Linked DNA regions of Homo sapiens: all the other regions are linked to region 1. The links are chromatin contacts, found by Hi-C or POLR2A ChIA-PET in ENCODE. All regions are on one chromosome and are shown on one strand. The core of a region is the stretch at or near the end of the contact, and the rest is flanking DNA. Distances in the headings are between cores, read along the strand shown. Region 1 overlaps ATP8A1 (ATPase phospholipid transporting 8A1). Region 2 overlaps ATP8A1 (ATPase phospholipid transporting 8A1). Region 3 overlaps ATP8A1 (ATPase phospholipid transporting 8A1).

Region 1 (4,959 bases), core at 1,693-4,192:
ACTTGAACCTGGGAGGTGGAGGTTGCAGTGAGCTGAGATTGTGCCACTGCATTCCAGCCTGGGTGATAGAGTGAGACTCCCTCTTAACAAACAACTCACTTTACTGTAACGGTAGTGAAAGCCTTCCCTATTGTTATTTTTAAAAATCATTACTATCTAAGCTTATATGTAACTATAAGTGGAAATGTACAAGCAATTTATGACAAAGCTGACAATTTCTTATTTGGAGTTACCTAGTTTAGAATATCAAGTTTTCCAAAAGGGTGTTTTACAAAAAGAACTTACTAAACTAGATAAAATAACATCCGCTCTTTCCAGCACCAATAAAAGTTATGAAACAACCTCTATTGAAAGTAGAATATTTTGAATGACGTGAGTAAACAAACATCAATTTTTAACATTTCCTTCCAACATTAAGAAAAATATGGAGAAGGCAATTTCTTCTTAGGAATAACTGAGTTATTTTAGAGGATATATATATCACTTCTATGCTAATGAACAATATTTAAAATTAATAGAATTATGTTAATGTTATAGAAAAGCAGATATAGTCGAAATTTTAACTACTTCTCAAAGGATTAAATAAGAGGGAATATATACAATATTAAACTTGAATTATCCACTAATAGTAAGATGCTTTGGTACATTTAAAAATATTAAAAATTACTTGTGTGTAAGTGTCAAAATGTACGACACTCCAAGCAATGGGCATGTGGTGTCTCATCAGTTGTCACAAGAACCAAACAGCTGCCTGTCATTAACCCTAGGTGTTGTGAGATTTACTGAAAATTTTTACCAAATCTTCACTTCACTGAAATAAATTCCCTGTTGAAAAATATTTAAATGATGTTATTCGACTTCAAAGTATATTGAAAATGTGGCTTCGTCACCAAATACATGAGTAATATGAAAATAAAAATGGAATGACCTATAAATTCTCAATGTTTTCTAAAGTTACCAACATTAAAGGAACATATTTCCTGAAATTTCATTTGCCCACCAACTCATGATGAATTATAGAAATATCAAAATAAATCTGCACTATCCAAGATGAAAATATAAATTCACAAAGGGGAGGAATTTTAAGGTAAAACCAACAAAAAACTCATAAAATAGTGAAATTAAACCCATAAAACGCTAACTTTAATGATGCCAAAATTAAATATACTAAAGTTAACTCTAGTGCTTGGTAGCATAGTTTTCTAACATTTGGTGCAGATTTTAAAAACGTTCACTTCATAGCCTGCACACAGACTTATTAGAATAATCGTAAGAAACACAGAAGAAAATTTCCACTGCTTGGGTATGTTTCAGTAGCCTCTTTTGGTAGCTCTGTAAAGTACATAAGTAGCGGCAGAAGGTGGCAGTACTGAGCTAGAAAAACCTGACGGCTTCAGGAGCTGTAGCTGAAACCTGAGGTAGTCCAAAGCCCACACTCTGGAATTGATCATTAGACTTTATTACAGATAAACAATGTAAAACTCTGGCAAACCTAATCTATAAACTACATGTTTCTCCATCAAAAATCAGGAATATTCAATAGATTTCAAGAAATATCTACTTTACAGCATTGTTACCCTAACTGCTCAGCAATATTTTATTTATATATATATATTTATATAAAAGAGAGTGAAATGTGTCTTACAAAACAATAAAATGCAAACCTTTTATAGGGATCAATGAGGCAGAAAGTTCCATAGAGCTTACCATTCATCAGGAGAGCAGCCATAATCCTCAGGTTCAGGGACATGGCTTCAGAAAGCAAGAAGAGAGGCAGAAAGAGAGGAAAAATAATCACAGAAAGGCTGGAAACATAAAACCACGAAGAAGGGAAGTATAAAAAGATGGATCACTGAAAAGTTAACAAAATGAACTTTTAGTTGAATCTGAAAGAATGGCAGTTAGTACAGCAAATAGAACATAATGATTCATGGTAGCTCAGCAGGTTTACAAAGTTATCCTGTAACTGTATAGCCAATTTGCCTCTTCACCAGAACATTTACTGATTTTATTCACAAAGTTCATAATTCAGTAGGAATTATTTCAACTTAGCAGTTGAAATGCTAAAGCCAATGGAAAATTAATCATATGTGTTATATAATCAGAATAAAGTGTTTCAAGGTAACAAACATGCTAATATCTTGAAACAAATTATCACACTAATAAAATTTGTCAAATACATTTTAGAAGTAACTTTGGCTACCACGAGATGATGGTTACTTCAACAGGTACATTAAAGTAAAAGTTACCTGCATTTCTATAATTAAATGGAACCTTAGTTTAAGAATTTAAATGATATTAAAAAATTTTCACTTAAACTATTTCACTCATTAAAACACTCTTTATTTCAAACAGGAAACATATTCATTAATATCTTCTTTAATTTCATCCATTCGCTCATCTGAACACTAGGAAAGTCTGATAGATGTACTTCATTTCAGCCAGTCATGTATTCAATTGGAAGGGGCCCATAATACATGACAGACCAGATTTTTTTATTTTCCATTTCTTTCATAATATAATCATATACTTTTCCTGTAAATTTATTAGACATGGAGTTTTAAAATGCAGAGTTCAGTACAAATGAAAAGTCACTGTTATTTTTGACGAATATACAATAAACTTTGTTAAAAACTCATGGGATCCTTTCACTTCCTAAAAGTTCAATCTTTCATCAACCCAGCCAAGGCAGGGACTTCATCATTCCAAGGCACCTCTTCCACTACCAAAACATTAATTTGCTTCCAGTGCAGTATCCACTATATCACTCCAATCACAATGGAGGTGGTCCCTTTTAACTCACTATTCTCTCTCCTACCAAAGGGCTTTTGTGCCTGCTTAAGAAGAAGGGCTAATCAAGCCCTTTGTGGGCTGGACTCCAAGAAAAGGAGTTGGCATGCTGCAAAGCTCTGTGGAAACTGGCTGCAACTCCATGTTTAAAGCAATCACTTCAGATCAGCCTCAAGGCTTGGACCCTAGCCCATGGACTGTGCCAGGGAAGGGCCTGGTACTAACCAAGCAACACTGTGCATGGTCCTGCCAAGCTGCACTAGCCCCAATCTCATACCAGGACAGGGGATAAAGTTTCCCAAGTCATGCAGCTTAAAAGCTCCAGAGCTCAAGTGCCAGAGACCCTCTTCACAACTCTGGCGCAGCCCTGGAAGAATGCTGAGCACTACCTAGAGCCCGATGAGCAGTAGGTGGCCTGCAAACCTGCCACTGATCCTATATGCAAGTTTCCCTGTTATTGCTGCTCCAGAAGCTCTGGTGTCTACGTGGTATCTGGCTTTTTGCCTTTGTATGTGCCAGTGCTATAACATCTACCTGGTAAGTTCTTCACTTAATCAAATTCATTCTTAGATCTCAACTCCAGAATCACTTTCTTAGGGCATATTTCCTTGCCTTCCCTGTTTAGATCAAACCACCCATTATAGCCTCACATAGACCTCTATACTGTGTTAGGACTTTATATTTGTCTGTATGATTACTTAATTAGCATCCACTAAGTGCCAATTAGACTATACACTTTAGGCAGGAGGAAATCATGTGAACTTTTGCCTTTTTTACCTGCATTATCTATCAAAGTGTCACATACATCAACACTTGAGATATACAGATAAATAAATGAATGGAGTTGACTAGAATTTATCACAAGTCATGGTGAGCAGTAAGATAAACATGGCTGTAGCAAGATCTTGGGGGATAGTATTATGATAATCGTGAAATTTCTCGTGGTGAGTCTCTTCTTGGGGTTAAAGAAGTAGCCGATCCTTCCAGCAAATATATAGCTAAACCAAATACTGTCAAGTAAAGTTATTCACACAGTATATTCATATATAAAGATTGCTTTTAAAAACTTATTTTTCATTTAAAGGGAAAATGCAAATGATGTTTTTAATACGAATTAAATGCCTTGTCCACACAAAAAAGCATTTTGTTTGCTTAACAGAATTTCTTTTTATAGACTGTATCTTGTTAAGCCTCATCCAACTTATTCTAAAAGGTCTAAATTTTTTTTTTTTTTTTTTACAAAGATGGCACTTAGGACTGTATCCCAGAATCTTCACTCTATTGAGATTTGTGGCCCCTGAACAGAGAAACTGCTTACCTATTCCGGGTATTCAAGTAACTATTATAAAACTGACTTATTCCCTACAAGAAGCAATTAGCTGAAATGATACTTTAATAACTAATGTTTACAGTAAAATGTCTGGTTTGTCATAAGTTAAATTTACAAATGATATCACAATTCACTTACATTTTACTGTAATTGTCCCATAAAAAGATCTAATGAAATAATCTAATAATTTTGCAGTGCATTCCTAACTAAAAGTTGATTTCTACAAGATAATCATCATTGGCAACTATGTACAAATCTATTTTATTGCCCATCATGAATCCAATTTGGGGCGAAGGTTCAGGGAAATCAAAGAAAATTTATTAAAATTAAATTCTGATGCACGGTTTTAAGTGTTAATTATAATTTTCTTACAAACATGGAATACCCAGAACTAGCTAGGAATTATACTATCAGGAAACTTCAAGCCTTATTCTTCTGATAAGACACAACAGAACTCACTTGAACCCTATCTGGGGTGAAACTGAGCTGTACCTGATGTTTTGGCAACACTGAGGCAAAATCAGCTCTGCACTTGTAACACCAAAGGCTTTTGTCAGGATATGAAATTTTGTGTTACTCTCTGGTTTTGCCACCTCCCTAGGGGCATAAACACCTTGCTTTCTTCCACTGGGGTTAAAAGTGCTCATACATAATAGTTCCCATATTAAGCAATTGTTAAATGCTGCTCTGGGGAAAATAAGATAGCAAAGCCAGGTCATTTCCCCCATCTGGATTCCCATAATCCAAGAGTGCCCAGAGGAAATCTACACAGAAAAGTGCTAGACAGTAATTACTCTCTCTCACCCCTTCACATCTAACCATGGAGACTGGCTGTAATT
Region 2 (4,959 bases), core at 1,618-4,117, 58 kb after region 1:
GAGCCAGAAATGTCCACCAAAACCAGCTTATCTCTCGGCATTTACATAAACCTCAGGGGATTGGTCACGGGCTTAACATTTATTAGTACCTGAACATTTGACAAGGTTTTATGACGTGACTTTACCTGCAGCAGTGCAATAAAGAGAAAAAATGAATTAGCAGCTCTTCTGAACTGAGAGTAGAGAAATCTTGGAAGGAATGTGATTATGTTGTATTTTGCAGTGCTAGAAAACAAAAATGAAAAGTAGCATAAAACTTCTCCATAATTAGCACCCACACTTACAAAGTTCTGTTACTAACATATAAAAAGTTAGATAAGGAACATTTGCCGGCTGTTTCAAATTGGGAGAATATTGCAAAGGGTCATTAACCTAAATGAAAAAGAGTGAAAAGGTTAAATAAATGGTAAAGCATGAATACCACAGATTTTTTTTTTTTTGCATAATCTTTTGTCCTATTTGGCCAATTATTCTGCTTAACATTACTAGAAGTAGCTTACAAAGAAGAGCAACTTTGGAGTTAAAGGGCTCCAGCCCTCCATAAGACAGAGTACAACGTGTGACTAGAAAATAAAATCTTGCCAAAAGAACCCCGAAATCAGCAATTTGAGCAATTTGACCAGACACTGTAAACAGAGATGCCTTTCCTGGATAATTTCAGGGAGATCTCTGGGGTTCTGTTTGAATTTTCTTCACTGCCACTCCAGGAACATGGCTAGAAATCCACACTAAACACACCAGATATGCCCACATCAGTAAGATATCACTACTTAGGTCTTAGAAACACCCAGATCTTCCTCTTGTTTATCAAATAGAAAGGAGATTAAAGCAGACACATGCCACATTACCCAAATTGAGAAATGTTCCTCTAGAATTTGAAATTGTACATATTAAGTGGGCACTTCTCAAATCTAGTTAACTCTGCCACTGGAGAAACACTTTATTGGTATTGAAGGTGTTTATGTGGTCCCAGAAGCCGCATAAGTGGCCAGTGCTTACACAGATACTTTTTACATTATTGTTGGAATGAAAACACAACAGTGCAGTGAAGTAATTCGCACAGCCCTCCATTCCTCCACACCATACTAAACTTCACAACTATCAAAAACCAATACTTAAAGACTATATAACCAGAAGGAATTCTTGGTGCAGAATTGCAAAGACCTCTTCTAAAATGTTAAAACTTGCTAACCAAAACCAGTAACGCATCGCTCTATTAACAGGTTTAGGACAGAGGCATTTACACATAAGCAGCTTTCATTATTCAATATCTATGCAGCATCGGCAGAGGATGGGTGCTTATTCTTTCTGCTCCTCGCTATTTCCAGATTCTTATGAATATTTCTCTATGGGAGAGAAGATGGGGAAACAGCCTATTCACACTGCCAACAGGGAGCTCTCAAATATTAACTGACTGCACTGAAAGCTCTTTGCAAGCATTTTCATTTTGACCTAACCAGCTCTGCTCTGCTGGCTGGTCTCATGGCATTCTTTGGTAGTTCTTACCTGACATGGTTATTGCAGAATTTTGTCAGCTGGGGCTGGTTGATGAAAATAGTCCTTACTTCCTCCTGGTCAGCCAGTGAGGTCTTCTCTGAAACATCATCTGTCTTCTCATAACCTTAAAAAGAGATCTTCTTATTGTACAAGAAATGTTTTATTGTCCAGACCAAAAACAGATTTCATAACTAGTCTAGAATATGAAATCTGTTAAAAGCTACTTGCTTCCCCTTAACTGTTGTTTCTTTTATAATAAAAAGTAACATCCCCATATTTAACATTTCTACTAGATTTAAAGGGCAGCATTTAACAGTCATGTAAAAACTGAGCCATATCAAAAACAAGACATAACATCAACTTTCCATTTCCCCCGTAAGTGTTCAACTTCTTTCCTTCCACTATATAAAAAGATGCCCAGAAGTAAACCTTAATTTTAAACTGGTTTAAATTACAGTTTTAGGTAAAACTAACAAGGTAATTTAAAATATAGTCAAAAATTAAAGCATATGCATTTAATACTTTTCTGGGTTTTTTCCCAGATGAAGACAGAAGAAAAGATAAATAGTAAGGTTTAAATAGAGAACTGCAACAATGATCCAACTCACTATCATCACCTATTTTTTTCTCCAGTTAGAATTCATGTTCACAAACGAACTTTAAATTTCTCAAGAGCACTTCAAGTCATCTCATAATCATTGAAACAACAGGATACATTCAACTGGGTACTTTGTTGCAATGTTGACAAACACTTTAAAAAATACATACAAGTTCTAGAACAGAATATCAACAGATAGTATTTTAAACAGCTTTTTGTGTCTTCTAGTGAAAAATCAAAGGGGTGACAACAGTACTGTATCTCCAAAACCCATTTTTCTTCTCTTTTCTGCCTAGCCAATGCCAACTCCTCCCATAAGACCTGCTGACATGTGGTTTCTTCTGAAGTGTTCTATGATGTTCAAGTTAGGTAAAACGTCTTTGGGTTTCCACAGCCCTCTGAACCTCCCCACTCTTCAGCAAAACACTTACCAGAAGGTTTTGTTGCTGCCTGAGTCAGGTTCCCCCTACCAGAATGGGAACTCCCTAGGGCCATAGAGGGTGTGTTATTCATCTTCTCAACACCAGTGCCAACAAACAGCAGGTACCCAATGTTTGCCGAATACATATACCCAATGAAAAATGAGTGGTTGACTGTTTTTTGGGGGCAAGAAAAGCTGCTCCACCCACTGATGAAAAAACAACTGTTGGCCAAGTGCTGGTAACAACTATGTGAAAAGCTGGCCTGTGGGGTTTGTTATAGTATGAAACCAGAAAATCACTGAGGTGTTCTACAAAGGTGAGAAGCATGAGCACAGGGACTGGGGTGTGAGAAACGGTGTCATGTGTGCAGGGGAGAGCAAACAGGGCAGTGCTGCTGGAGCACAGACAGAAGGCGGACGAGAAACCACGCTGAGGAAGCACGCAGGCCAGGTCCCAGAGGACCCTGCGCTCTGCTTGGCAGCCAACCACTGAAAGCTTTCCAAGTAGGAGGGGCACAGGGTGAGAGGCACATTGTATCCTTATCACCCTGGAGGTCACATGGCTCCGAGTAGATTCTGTCACACCCATTTTGCAGTTTCAGACCCAATCAGCAGCTTTGCTCACAGTGTTTCCCTACACCATGTTCTAAACACATACTTTTCCCTCTAGTTTTGTATAATTGAAATTTCACACATGGGTTATTGAATAGAGGGAGATCAATCTTTAAAAAAAATTGAGTCCTTTATTAGGTCTTCCTTCGTGGTAGCATGAAGACCAGAGTGTGCTGTTCCCCGCCTCTGGATTAGAGAGAGAGCCTCAAAAAAACCAGCTCTTCACTCCACTCTGAGCTGATGTTCTCAGGTTGTGTTGTATTTACTTTATATAATGGACTTTTGAGTGTTGTATCTACTTTATGTAATGGGACTTTTGAGGGCCCCGCCCTTGGATGTCCTTAGCTGAGGAACTGGGTGTTACTCCATCCAGACACACCTACTTACATTGAGGTCTCAAACGCTGCTGGGAGAGCACTGGATATTGCTATCCACTGAAAGCAATTGGATACTGCATCTCCCCCTCAGATATTAACTTGTATTCAAGAATTTCTGTGGGGCAAAGGATTTTCCTTGAACTAAAGGGACTGGAATTAACCCCATCCCTTATGTGGGAATCAGAGTAATTAAAACAATCCTAATGGATTAGTAGGGGCCCAACCTAGGTCAGATAATAAGGGATCTTTAAAGAGAAAACTCACCAAAATGAAGGGGAAAATCTAAACTGTAAACTGTTGCCAGGGGTAGGACCATCGAAGAGACTGGATGGCTCTGAGCACAGGATTTCACAGACAACATAGGCTTTCTTTACCCAGGCATTACAGAAAAGCTTTGGAAAGATATTGTACATGAAGCTGAATGTATGCAGAACGCTTCGCTCTGTTGTGCCCTGACCAGGTGTGATACTGAGGAAGGGAGATCTGCACTGAAAGCAGGGAGTGAGGCTCTCAGCCAGTGGAGCTGGTAGGCACCTCTCCCCTGTCTCCTCAGCAGTGACATGGAGAGCCATCAGGCACCTGAAGCCCACTCCCAGAATGTTTGAAGGCCAGAGATTGCAGGTATCACCTTCTGTTATGTATCCAATTCTGTTTACTCCTAGCAGGTGACAGCAAGCTAGCAGTAAACAGGCACAGCAACCTCAGAGGTTCTCAGAAATATCTCAGTGAACATACTTGACCTCAGAGATCCTCAGGAATATTCTGATGAAGGTACCTGGGAAAAAGACTAGCATTTTTGCTAATTTGGAAGTGAGAGTTTGTAACCATTATAATTAAACTCTTCAATGCAATCATCTTACATTGCAGAAATGGGCAACTTAGGTCTGGACTTAACGTAAGTAACCTGTCAATCCAGACTCTTTCCATGTAAAGAGAAACGGACTCTTCCATTTGATTAATGAACCAACACTTTGAGGAAGGTAGGTAGCAATTTTGATCTCACAGCTCTGGGTTAAAGGTGAAAACACATTTGCTACATTCAAAATTGAAAGTTATTCAATATGCACCAGATAATTCTATTTTATGATTTCATTTTTTTATTTCCTCTGCATATCACCACCTTCATCAGCTATAATAACCACATAAAGAGCTACATGTGCATACCTGGGCAATGCCTAAGCTGAGCTATTAGAATGGTGACAAAGGCAATCAAAATAGGAGAATCCTTTACCACCCTGCCCCAAAGAGGGTCAAACTAAGATGGTATTCCTTCTTATACATGGAGTTCTATTCCTCGTTTTAAGGAAGGAACCCATGTCCCTTGCTGTTTAATAATTTAGAGGGTTCGTTCACATAAGTCATTAAAATTTACTAGTAGCTTTTAATCCACCTGTCTGAACTCCTAAGGACTACTGAAAACTCTGACGCTTTTATGTCATCCCCTCACAGAAAGC
Region 3 (4,959 bases), core at 766-3,265, 35 kb after region 1:
TTTTTTGGCAGTTTTATTATGCTCATATGCCTCCCTGTTTATCCCATTTTAAAACTCTTACAGAAAAATGCCTTTGAAACTCTGGAATAATTTTTACTACTAAAAACTTCCTGTTGATTTTATGCCTTTAGCATCTCAAAATCTGCCAATATTTTAAAAATCTTCTCCACCATCACCAATATCAGCACCCCTAGTTCAAGGAACCACCCCCTCCCAACTGGATGTCTGTATTAGCCTCAGGCTAGTTTCCTGCATTCATTCTTAATCTCTTTCAAATTCAGTTTCTACAGTGTAGCTATAAGGATTATCTATGATGATTTTACATAAATGTTATAATTACATATTATTATGTATCAGTCCATACACACAAACTTGGGTCACCCCTTGCTCAGAACTCTTCAGTTGGCTTCCCTAGGCTCAAAAAATAAATCAAAACATCTACAAGGCCTTTTATGAAGCAGCTCTTGCCTCTTTCCTGTCATCACTTCTTGTCACTCCCAACACACCCTCCTTATGCCCTCTGTAGTGAGCGCACCATGCTCTCTGCTGTCTCAAATCCTTTGCACATGTTTCCATGCCTAGAATTCTCTTTCCCTCCATCCTCACCTAGTTAACTTGTACACACACCTTGTAGATCTCAGCTTTAACAGCACTTTCTCAGGGGACATTGTGTTGACACCCAGTCCTTCCTCCTCACCCCCAAATCTAAATGAGCTCCGTGCACTTTTCCTTTAGAACACTTATCACAGCATCACAGTTTTACTGTATACTTAATTAAACAGGATTATTTAAGGGCTGTCTCTTCCCCCAGATTATAAGATCCATGACAAGAGAAACCTTCCCTATTATACTCACTGTTACCATTCCAGTGTTATCACACAGCACACACTGGTGCTCAGTAAGTACTAACTGGGTGGAATGCTGGATCCACTAATATTCTTATCTGTCATAGGATCATATAAAACCATTGCAACAGTTATAGATTTACTGAAGATACAACTCCACTACCTAGTAGGGCTCATGTTAAAAATAACATAAACATGACATTTAATAAATAGTTGTATAGGAAAATACTTTGGCAGTTTCTCAAAAAGTTAAGCACAGTTACCACAGACCCAGAAATTCTACTACTAGGTGTATACCCAAGCAAACGGAAAACATATGTTCACACAAAACTTGTATATGAATGTTCACTGAAACATTATTCATAATAGCCAAAGGGTAGAAACAACCCACATGTCTATCAACTGATGAATGGATAACAAAATGTGGTATAGCCATTAAATGGAATGTTATTCTGCCATAAAAATAATTTAAGTGTGGATACAATGACATGAATGAATCTTGGAGATATGCTAAGTGAAAGAACCCAGACACAAAGGGCCACGTATTGTATGATCCCATGTACATAAGATGCCAAGAACAGACAAATCCATGGAGACAAAAGGTAGGTTAGTGATTGCAAGGGATTCAAGGAAGAAAGAAAGACTGACTGTTTACATGTATAGGGTTTCTTTTTGGATTAATGAAAATGTTCTAGAATTAAGGTTGTGGTGATCGGTGCATAACCTTGTGAATGCACTAAACACCCCTGAACTGTATCCTTCAACATGGTGAGTTATATGGTATGTGAACTATAACTGAATTAAAAAATAGCTACAGAAAAAGATGCCAATGAACTATTTTAACATTTGCTTAAAATAGACATCTCAGTTTTATAAGTGACTAAACCAATTTTCAGTGCAAGCAGTTAGAAATGGTTATGTAACCCTCAGAGGCACTAACACAAACTGTTCTCTGGTATCAGCTCAGGGCCACTCCTTCCAGCTCTGTAATTTAATCTAGCCCTCCTCAACATGCTGTGACTTTACAGATGTTTGTTAGTTCACATGTAAAAAATAGCCCTGATCCACTTTGTTGGGTGCCATTTAACACATGGGAAGTGTCACAACAGGCTTCTCAGATCCAACAGATTATGCCAGAGAGTCTTCACTCAATAACGGATAGTGGAAGCCAGTGGCACTTACATGGAAAACCGCCTCCAAATCTGCTGCACTTCTGCCGTCCTCCTTCAAATCTGCTTGACGCCTCCATCTTCTGTACGTGCTCATTTTCCCTCAACCTTGCTCTGATCAGTTTTCTCTCCACATTCAAACTTATTTACCTCCTTTCTCCAACCGACCTTTTGCGAATCTTTGTCTCCAGCCAAACAGTGCATTCTCCTCTCCACCCAAATGTTCTCTCTCAATTCATTATTGGAGAAATACTTAGAAAAATGTGGCATACTGCCCAAATGTACACATCTAAGAAACTTTTAAATACATATTCAATGTTTTCTACCAAATGACAAAATCAATACATGTTTCCAGCAAGACAGGTATGTATACAAGGTAAAAGCTGACATTCCTCTTCTCAAGGCCAGTTTCTCACAGTAAGGAGTACTAACTGATGAATCCTCGCACACCTTTCTCTAGACAAACATGGACATTCTTGTTTTTTCTTTCCCTTTTAAAATTTCTCTGCCACTTGGTTTTCCACTCAACATGCCATAAATACTTTAATGAATAGCAGAGATATTTAACTCATTTTTGGAAAATACTCCATGGCACAGATGTGTCAATTACAACGGGTTGGATAATTAGGTGGACACACAAGACTTCACAGGATGTATTCACAGAAGACTTTACTCAAGGCAAAGGATATGGTACAGCAGGAAAATGAAAGACCAGAAAAGCATCAGAGGCCTGAGAGACTGACAGGCATGGCTCCCCAGGATCCCTTCTCTTTCACCCTCAACACGGGTGTTGAAGCTCCATGGTATGTATGTGAAATCTGAATTTCAGGAAAGCCCAGGCAAAAGTTTCCAGTGGCGTCTTTTCTACCCTCTAGTTGACTAGCCAAGGCAAACTGTGTAGCCAGTAAAACTAGTTAAGCCATCAATCTCTATATATGCTTAAACTGAGTAGAGAAGCTAGTCTTGGGTGGCTACAAGGGAGTTTCAAACCTTAAACAGCACATTATAAATCACCAGCTAGTCCGTCTCATCCTTGTCTTAGGCAGTGTTCAGCATCACACTTCCAGGTGTCCTAGAGATAGGCACAGAGCTGTCCTTGCCCTGTGTGAGACAACTCAATTTTCCACAACAGCTGCATCATAAAGCATTCAACTATTCTCCCCCTGGTGCAAATTCTGACTTCTATTTTTTTCTACTACCACAGCAATGAAATATATTCACATGATTGTACCCTGTAAGAGAGAATGCCCCAGAGAACATTGCTGACTCCGGGGCATTTGAGTTTGTAATTTTATCAGATACAACCAGATACCTAAGAATCTACAGCACTCCATACTTTTACCAGCAATGTATAAATTTCCACTGACTATAAACTGAGACAAGCACAAACTTATCCATTCCTTGAATTTTGTCAGTCTGATGAGTATTTGATATTTATTCTGAAGGCTGTAGTGGTCTGGATTAATGAAAGTATAAATTACCTTTACATCCCTACACTGGGTTGGAATCCTAACTAAATAGAGTAACGCTTCTTTGAAAATATTACAGAACCTTGCTGTTCAACACTTGCTGCATGGGCCTGCTGCATCTGCAGTGCTGGTAGGCTCCCTAGAAATGAGGACGTACTTCTACCCCATCCCCCATTTACTGTGTTCTTGAAATACAAAACCAGAATACAGAAATGAAGAAAGGAAATACACAAACTTGAGGCTAGTGTCTTCTTGGAATATAGATGAGTATACTCTGATAAAGTTAAAAATCAGCTCACAACATAAAAAAAAGTTTCCATACAAATCAAGACTTGAACACTGGCCAAGGAAACTAGTCAATCCTATAATTCATTGTTATCTTTTAGAACTGGTTCTTAAACACCCAGTCCTTAGAACAATGAAAATAAACACCACCACATGTATTATGCTGGTGACTGAATTAGCAATCTAGGTATTTTTAAATCATCAACCTCCTCTGACCCGGCACAAACCTAAGTTTAGAGAAAGCAAGAAACAATGCCCAGCCTGTGATGAGCATTTAGGGTTGTTGAGCCAAAAGTAACAGAGATGCTATTCTGATTCTACAGGTTTTTTTTTTTTTTTAATGTATTCATTTCAGTAGAGAATTAGGTAAACCTCACATTACACAGCCAAGGCCAATGTAATTTTGTACATTTAGAATGTGTTCAAGAAACCAGTCACAATGTAACTGGATTAGATTTCAACAAGGAGGTGACTGTGTTCCTCCCTACCTTCATTTAGGAAGATGACATTCCTCCAATATATGGAAAGCGTTAAGAGCCTAGAGGAGATGATTAAAGAAGCCTGGTGAAGGGGAGTAGGAATAAGTTACGACAGGATTGTCAGAATGGCTAGTGGTATGGTGCTTTGACAGCTCATTGTTTTAAATGCAAAACTCCTCTACCAGTTCCAACCAAACACACCTGTTATAGTTTTCTAACAGCTTAATTAGTCTGACAGTCCTGCCATGGGAGAGCTCAGACTAAACAATTACCTCAAATGTAACTTGTTTTTATTCAGCAGGATACAAGGTAACAGCTTTGTTGTAATAGGTTTCTTTTTTGAATGAAAACATTCTGTTAGAGAACATTCGGGATTCCTCAAAGGCCCTGGAGGAAGTGGCCAGTTTCTCAGGACCCAATCAAATAATGCACAGGTGCAGGTGCTGACTTACACTCTAACATCAGCTTCTCTGAGAGAAGCACGCCTCCCACCCACCCCACCCCAATCAGAATGGTCTACCACTGGGGCCACTGCTGAAAGTGTCACCGGGGTGCCCTCCCCGGGCAATAATATCATTTTTTTTTTTTTGGAGACAGAGTCTCGCTTTGTCACCCAGGTTGGAGTGCAGTGGCACGATCTCGGCTCACTGTAACCTCCACCTCTCAGGTTCAAGCAATTCTCCTGCCTCAGCCTCCTGAGTAGCTGGGATTA

The links. A loop is a pair of places that touch in the nucleus more often than their neighbours do. ChIA-PET counts read pairs that join two places held with the same protein, here RNA polymerase II (POLR2A). Pooled maps may share reads with other maps.
Region 2: a loop to region 1 is called in a pooled map, with 2.9 times the contacts of the local background. The contact joins two enhancer-like sites. A Hi-C loop is called at or near these places in 3 of 168 maps with a recorded cell type or tissue (CD8-positive, alpha-beta T cell, OCI-LY7 and Right ventricle myocardium inferior), 3 of 37 single-sample maps with no recorded cell type and 9 of 50 pooled maps. POLR2A ChIA-PET finds 5 or more read pairs at or near these places in 2 of 52 experiments (MCF 10A and activated CD8-positive, alpha-beta memory T cell).
Region 3: a pooled map shows a loop between it and region 1 (2.6-fold over the local background). The contact joins two enhancer-like sites. A Hi-C loop is called at or near these places in 1 of 168 maps with a recorded cell type or tissue (Right ventricle myocardium inferior) and 9 of 50 pooled maps. POLR2A ChIA-PET finds 5 or more read pairs at or near these places in 5 of 52 experiments (MCF 10A, OCI-LY7, WTC11 and 2 more).

The regions. Positions count from the first base shown.
Region 1 is chr4:42,567,454-42,572,412 of GRCh38, forward strand. It overlaps ATP8A1 (ATPase phospholipid transporting 8A1), which reads right to left. Exons shown (of 37, transcript NM_006095.2): 15 at 1,708-1,752. Among named protein-coding and RNA genes, the nearest start is that of ATP8A1, 87 kb to the right of the region's middle. Within about 2 kb of position 2,943, at least 4 of the 41 ENCODE cell types and tissues checked have a DNase peak (open chromatin) inside an H3K27ac peak, as active enhancers do.
Region 2 is chr4:42,625,489-42,630,447 of GRCh38, forward strand. ATP8A1 (ATPase phospholipid transporting 8A1) reads right to left here. Exons shown (of 37, transcript NM_006095.2): 2 at 1,507-1,621; 3 at 126-225. Among named protein-coding and RNA genes, the nearest start is that of ATP8A1, 29 kb to the right of the region's middle. RefSeq lists a silencer at 1,480-1,529. Within about 2 kb of position 2,868, at least 15 of the 41 ENCODE cell types and tissues checked have a DNase peak (open chromatin) inside an H3K27ac peak, as active enhancers do.
Region 3 is chr4:42,603,541-42,608,499 of GRCh38, forward strand. The region is part of intron 5 of ATP8A1 (ATPase phospholipid transporting 8A1); the gene reads right to left. Among named protein-coding and RNA genes, the nearest start is that of ATP8A1, 51 kb to the right of the region's middle. Within about 2 kb of position 2,016, at least 2 of the 41 ENCODE cell types and tissues checked have a DNase peak (open chromatin) inside an H3K27ac peak, as active enhancers do.